2 separate regions of the Homo sapiens genome follow, and region 1 is linked to region 2. Evidence: read pairs that join two places in POLR2A ChIA-PET (ENCODE). Cell type or tissue: PC-9. All regions are shown on one strand. Links, peaks and the distances in the headings refer to the core of each region. The heading gives the core; the rest is flanking DNA. Region 1 has its middle 5.4 kb from the start of NLRP7. Region 2 overlaps TTYH1 (tweety family member 1).

Region 1 (2,902 bases), core at 130-2,629, 520 kb after region 2:
AGAATTGTTTGAACCCGGGAGGCAGAGGCAGAGGTTGCAGTGAGCCGAGGTCGCACGACTGCACTCCAGCCTGGGTGCAACAGAGTGAGACTCCATCTCAAAAAACAAAAAACAAAAACAAAAACAAAACAAAAAATGAAAACCCACTTTTAGTAAAAAAAATAAAAATGAAAAAATGTGAATCAGGCTGCACTCTGGCCCACATCCTGGCTGCTGTGTATCACGTGGCTCTAGACACTGCACTTTTGCCTCCTCATCATTGCTGTAGATAGGATTTCTGACAGCAGGGTCATTAGACGAATTTTTTTTTTTTTTTGAGACGGAGTCTCGCTCTGTCGCCCAGGCTGGAGGGCAGTGGCGCAATCTCTGCTCACTGCAAGCTCCGCCTCCCGGGTTCACACAATTCTCCTGCCTCAGCCTCCCGAATAGCTGGGACTACAGGTGCCTGCAACCATGCCTGGCTAATTTTTTTTGTATTTTTAGTAGAGACGCGGTTTCACCATGTTAGCCAGGATGGTCTCGATCTCCTGACCTCGTGATCCTCCCGCCTAGGCCTCCCAAAGTGCTGGGATTACAGGCGTGAGCCACCGCGCCCGGCCCCATTAGACAAATTTGTATCTGCACGGTTCCTACAGATAAACTCTGGGACATTAGAATTATAAGGCTTTTGTTTAAGGATGGTTTCAGATGTTTTTCAGACCTTGAATTCCAGCCAAATAGCTGACACTAACCAGTTTGAAGACCCCAGTGAGGAATGGGATCAGCATGAGAACACTGCGTCTTCATGCCCCTGTCTCCGCCAGCAGTCAGCATGGCCACACTCTGGCCCACACCAAAACACTTAAAAACCCTAGCCCCGGCCGGGTGCAGAGGCTCACACCTGTAACTCCAGCACTTTGGGAGGCCAAGGCAGGTGAATCACCTGAGGTCAAGAGTTCAAGACCAGCCTGGCCAACATAGTGAAACCCCGTTTCTACTAAAAACACAAAAAATTAGTCGGGCGTGGTAGCGGGTGCCTGTAACCCCAGCTACTCAGGAGGCTGAGGCAAGAGAATTACTTGAACCTGGGAGGCGGAGGTTGCAGTGAGCAAAGATCCTGCCACTGCACTCCAGCCTGGGTGACAAAGCAAAACTCCATCTCAAAAAAAAAAAAAACCCTAGACCCAAACTTCTGGGGGAGATGGATTGGAGGTTTCCTCCCATCTCCTCATTCCTCAGCCCTGTGATTAAACTTCCTTCTCTTCTGCAACACAGTGACCCGGCAAATTGACTCACAGCGTGCATTGGGCAACGGACCTACTGTCAGAGGCGTGTAACCAGGGCAACTCCATCTTGAATAGGAGCTGACTAAAATAAGGCTGAGACCTACCGGGCTGCATTCCCAGACAGTTAAGGCATTCTCCAAAAAAAACAAAAATGACAGGCACGGTGGCCCAGCACTTTGGGAGGCCGAGGCGGGTGGATTACCCGAAGTAGAGTTTGAGACCAGCCTGGCCAACACGGTGAAACCCCGTCTCTACTGAAAATACAAAAATTAGTCAGGCGTGGTGGCTCGTGCCTGTAATCCCACCTACTTGCGAGGCTGAGGCAGGAGAATCGCTTGAGCCGGGGAGGCGGAGGTTGCAGTAAAAAGAAAAAAAAAAGCATTCTAAGTCACAGGATGAGATAAGTCAGCACAAGATACAGGTCATAAGGACCTTGCTGATAACACAGGTAGCAATGTAGCAGGACCAGCCACAGACAAAACTCCTCAGACACCGAGTTAAAGAAGAAAGGGGTTTATCCGGCCAGGGGCATCGGCAAGACTCCCGTCTCAAGAGCCGAGATCCCCAAGTGAGCAATTCCTGTCCCTTTTAAGGGCTCACAACTCTAAGGGGGTGTGCGTGAGAGGGTCGTGATCGACTGAGCAAGCAGGGGGTACGTGACTGGGGGCTGCATGCACTGGTAATCAGATCCAAACAAAACAGGATAGGGATTTTCACAGTGCTTTTCTATACAATGTCTGTAATCTATAGATAACCGATTAGGTCAGGGGTCAATCTTTAACTACCAGGCCCAGGGTGTGGCGCCGGGCTGTCTGCTTGTGGATTTCATTCCTGGGCCGCGGGGCTGTCTGCTTGTGGATTTCATTCCTGGGGCGCGGGGCTGTCTGCTTGTGGATTTCATTTCTGCCTTTTAGTTTTTACTTTTTCTTTCTTTGGAGGTGGAAATTGGGCATAAGACAATATGAGGGGTGGTCTCCTCCCTTAGCAATAAAGAATCCAGCCAGGCCGGGCGCGGTGGCTCACACCTGTAATCCCAGCACTTTCGGGGGCTGAGGCGGGTGGATCACACGGTCAGGAGATTGAGACCATCCTGGCTAACACGGTGAAACCATCTCTACTAAAAAAAAAAAATACAAAAAATTAGCTGGGCGTGGTGGCGGGCGCCTGTAGTCCCAGCTACTCGGGAGGCTGAGGCAGGAGAACGGCGTGAACCCGGGTGATGGAGCTTGCAGTGAGCGGAGATCGCGCCACTGCACTCCAGCCTGGGTGACAGAGCGAGACTCCGTCTCAAAAAAATAAAAAATAAATAAAAATAAATAAAGCATCCAGTCAAACTCCATCAAAACCAAGATAGTGACGAGAGTAACCTCTGGTTGTCCTCACCGCTCCACTCCCAGCAGCCCCATGACAGTTTACAAATGCCATGGCAATGTCAGGAAGTTACCCTATGCTGTCTAAAAAGGGGAGGCATGAATAATCCACCCCTTGTTTAGCATATCCATAGAAATAACCATAAAAATGGGCAACCGGCCGGGCGCGGTGGTCACGCCTGTAATCCCAGCACTTTGGGAGGCCGAGGCGGGTGGATCATGAGGTCAGGAGATTGAGACCATCCTGGCTAACACGGTGAAATCCCA
Region 2 (2,902 bases), core at 287-2,786:
TTGAGGGAGCCAGAAATCTGGACTCTGAAGGGAGGGGGCGGGGCTGGGGCTGGGGCCTGGACTCCTGGGTTCCGGGGAGGATGCAGGCCAGGGGCCCGAGTGCTGTGTCCGGAGGAGAGGAGAGAGGGCCGGGGGCGTATACTCCTGGGTCCTCCTCCCTCCCTTTCTCTTTCTGCAGAGGCTGACTCTGTCCCAGCGAGCTCTGGCCAACATCCACTCCCAGCTGCTGGGCCTGGAGCGAGAAGCTGTGCCTCAGTTCCCTTCAGCGCAGGTCGGTGGGTGGGCGCTCCCCAGACACGCGGACCCCACGGGGAAGGCGGACGGGGCGGGATGGAGCTGTGGGGCGTAGGCGGGGCTGCAGAGCTAGGCGGGGCCTTGGGTTGTGGGCGGGGACGCAGGGCGGGGCCAGGGCGATGGGCGGGCCTGAAGAGTTCGTGGGAAAACGACCCCTCCTCGCCCCGCAGAAGCCTCTGCTGTCCTTGGAGGAGACTCTGAATGTGACAGAAGGAAATTTCCACCAGTTGGTGGCACTGCTACACTGCCGCAGCCTGCACAAGGTGAAGCCCCTCCCCTCCCAATTTCTTCTCCCACGGGGGGCCTCTGTCTCGACCCACAGAACTACCTCCTCCTTCTCCTTGGACCCCTGCCATTGCGCCTGAGGATATCTCTGTATCCTCTGTTTATATGATTTATCTGTCCTATATCTATTCTCTACCTATTTATAACCTGTCGTCTACCTACCTATCAAGCATTATCCATATTCCTTCCCTCCTCCCTCCCTTTCCCCCCAACTCCCGCACTCCCCGCTGGGTCCCCATCCCACCCTCCCCGTCCCTTCCTGCCACCTTTTCCTTCCTTGTCTTCTCTCCTCTCTCCGTCCTCCTGCCTCTCCCTCCCTCCTAGAGGCTGCCGCTTAGTGAGTTCTGGAGCAAGACTGCCTGGGTTCCAGTCCTACCTCCTGACCAAGGGCAAGTCACCTAACTTCTCTGTACCTCAGTTAGTTCCCTCACTTATAAACCTGGGATTGCAAGAGTGGGCACCTGTCCAGCTCCCCTGCGGCTTGTGCTGTTCATACACTGGACAGGCAGGGGTGGGCAGGGTGCCCAGGAGGAAAGATATCTGGTGTCCTGCAGGCTCCAGTTTGGGCTCTGCCGCAGGCTGCACGGCCATAGGCAGGTGAGCGTGGCTGACTCTGCTTCCCACCCGTACCGTGAGGAAGGACGAGTTTTTTTTGTTTGTTTTTTTTTCACTGGATGGCTGTGAGGATTGAAAAAAAAAATCCCCTTATAAAACAGTAGGAGCTGGCCGGGCGCGGAGGCTCACACCTGTAATCCCAGCACTTTGGGAGGCCCAGGCGGGTGGATCACCTGAGGTCAGGAGTTCAAGACCAGTCTGGCCAACATGGTGATACCCCGTCTCTACTAAAAATAGAAAAAGTTAGCCGGGCATGGTGGTGGGCGCCTATAATCCCAACTACTCGGGAGGCTGAGGCAGGAGAATCGCTTGAATCCACGAGGCAGAGGTTGCAGTGAGCCAAGATTGTGCCACTGCACTCCAGCCTGGGCAACAAGAGCGAAACTCTGTCACAAACAAACAAACAAAACCAGTAAGAGCTGTTCTAAAACACACACCCGAGGATGCCTTTCCCCGGCCAGTCTTCCCATCAAAGACCTCACATGTGCATAGCTTCACCAAGTACCTGACCCTGTTGCATTTCACAGGTGGTAACTCATCGATGCCTCATAACAATGCTATGAAGAAGGAACTATGATTATCCCACCTAACAGGTTAGAAGATGAGGAGCAGAGTTGAGGGACCTTCCCAAGGTCACACGGCCAGCCAGCCCATGCACACTGAGGAGAGAGGGACCTTCCGGAGGGCCCCGCCCTCTGCCCCCCACAGCCAGGCAGTTGCCCAGTTTTGTCCTTTCTGCTTCTGGAATGTCTTCATCCATCTACTCTCAATGCCCAATGCCCCTGCCGCAGCTGAGGCCTCGTTCTCTCCCCTGCAGAAGGAAGCATGGCCCCCTCCCCATCCATCCCCCCATGGACCCTAGAATAGGGCTGCCAGATTCAGCAAACAGCAAACCACTCTGCTATAAGTACGCCCGGTGCAATGCTGGGGAGATACTTATACTAGAAAATTATGTATTGGGCATCCGATACTCAAATGTAACTGGAAGTCCTGAATTTGATCTGGCAACCCTACCCAAGAGGGATTTGTCTACGCCATCGCATGGATCTGAGCTTTCCCTGGTCTGGCTCAGACAGACCCCTTCTGTGGCTCCCACTGCCTCCCACCCTTCTGGAACTGGCATTCCAAAAAGGGAGTGGGGAGTAAGCACTGAAGCCATGCTCAGAATTGCTGACTATTGAGCTGAGAAAGGCTGGGCCCCCACCCAGCCCAGGGCTGCCCTGATCTTTTGCATAAGGATAAACTGGGGTTCAGGCGCTTTTCTGTGGCCTAGGCAGAAACTGGGCTGGAATACAGGCCCCCAGACTCCTTTGTGGAGGGAGGGAAGGGAAGGAAGAGGACAGATCACTCTACCCTTCCCTACCACTGCACCATGAGACCCTGGGTCTCCATCTCCCCTGTCAGTGTGCCAGGGTCCTCACAGATTAAAATCAAGAATAAGCGGCGGGGCCGGGCACTGTGGCTCACGCCTGTAATCCCAGCACTTTGGGAAACCAAGGTGGGCGGATCACCAGAGGTCAGGAGTTTGAGACCAGCCTGGCCAGCATGGCGAAATCCCATCTCTACTAAAAATACAAAAAAACTAGCCGGGCGTGGTGGCACACCCCTGTATTCCTAGCTACTCAGGAGGCTGAGGCACGAGAATTGCTTGAACCTGGGCAGTGGAGGTTGCAGTGAGCTGAGATCGAGCCACTGCACTCCAGCCGGG

Evidence for each region. Peaks named below come from ENCODE experiments on the same cell type or tissue, not always from the same donor. Only the 100,000 strongest peaks of a DNase experiment are listed, where the experiment ranks them.
Region 1: POLR2A ChIA-PET joins it to region 2 with 10 read pairs; 3 of 35 experiments call an interaction of 5 or more read pairs at or near these places.

The regions. Positions count from the first base shown.
Region 1 is chr19:54,951,453-54,954,354 of GRCh38, forward strand. It overlaps a transcript of NLRP7 not described here. Among named protein-coding and RNA genes, the nearest start is that of NLRP7, 5.4 kb to the left of the region's middle. RefSeq lists an enhancer at 551-1,240. In PC-9, for the core only: no CTCF peak of the experiment used is centred there; a DNase peak (open chromatin) is centred at 1,289; H3K4me3 peaks cover 880 bases; H3K27ac peaks cover 1,727 bases.
Region 2 is chr19:54,430,635-54,433,536 of GRCh38, forward strand. It overlaps TTYH1 (tweety family member 1), which reads left to right. Exons shown (of 14, transcript NM_020659.4): 9 at 179-271; 10 at 465-557. Among named protein-coding and RNA genes, the nearest start is that of TTYH1, 17 kb to the left of the region's middle. RefSeq lists an enhancer at 217-511. In PC-9, for the core only: a CTCF peak has its summit at 585; DNase peaks (open chromatin) are centred at 507, 1,027 and 1,717; H3K4me3 peaks cover 1,742 bases; H3K27ac peaks cover 2,500 bases.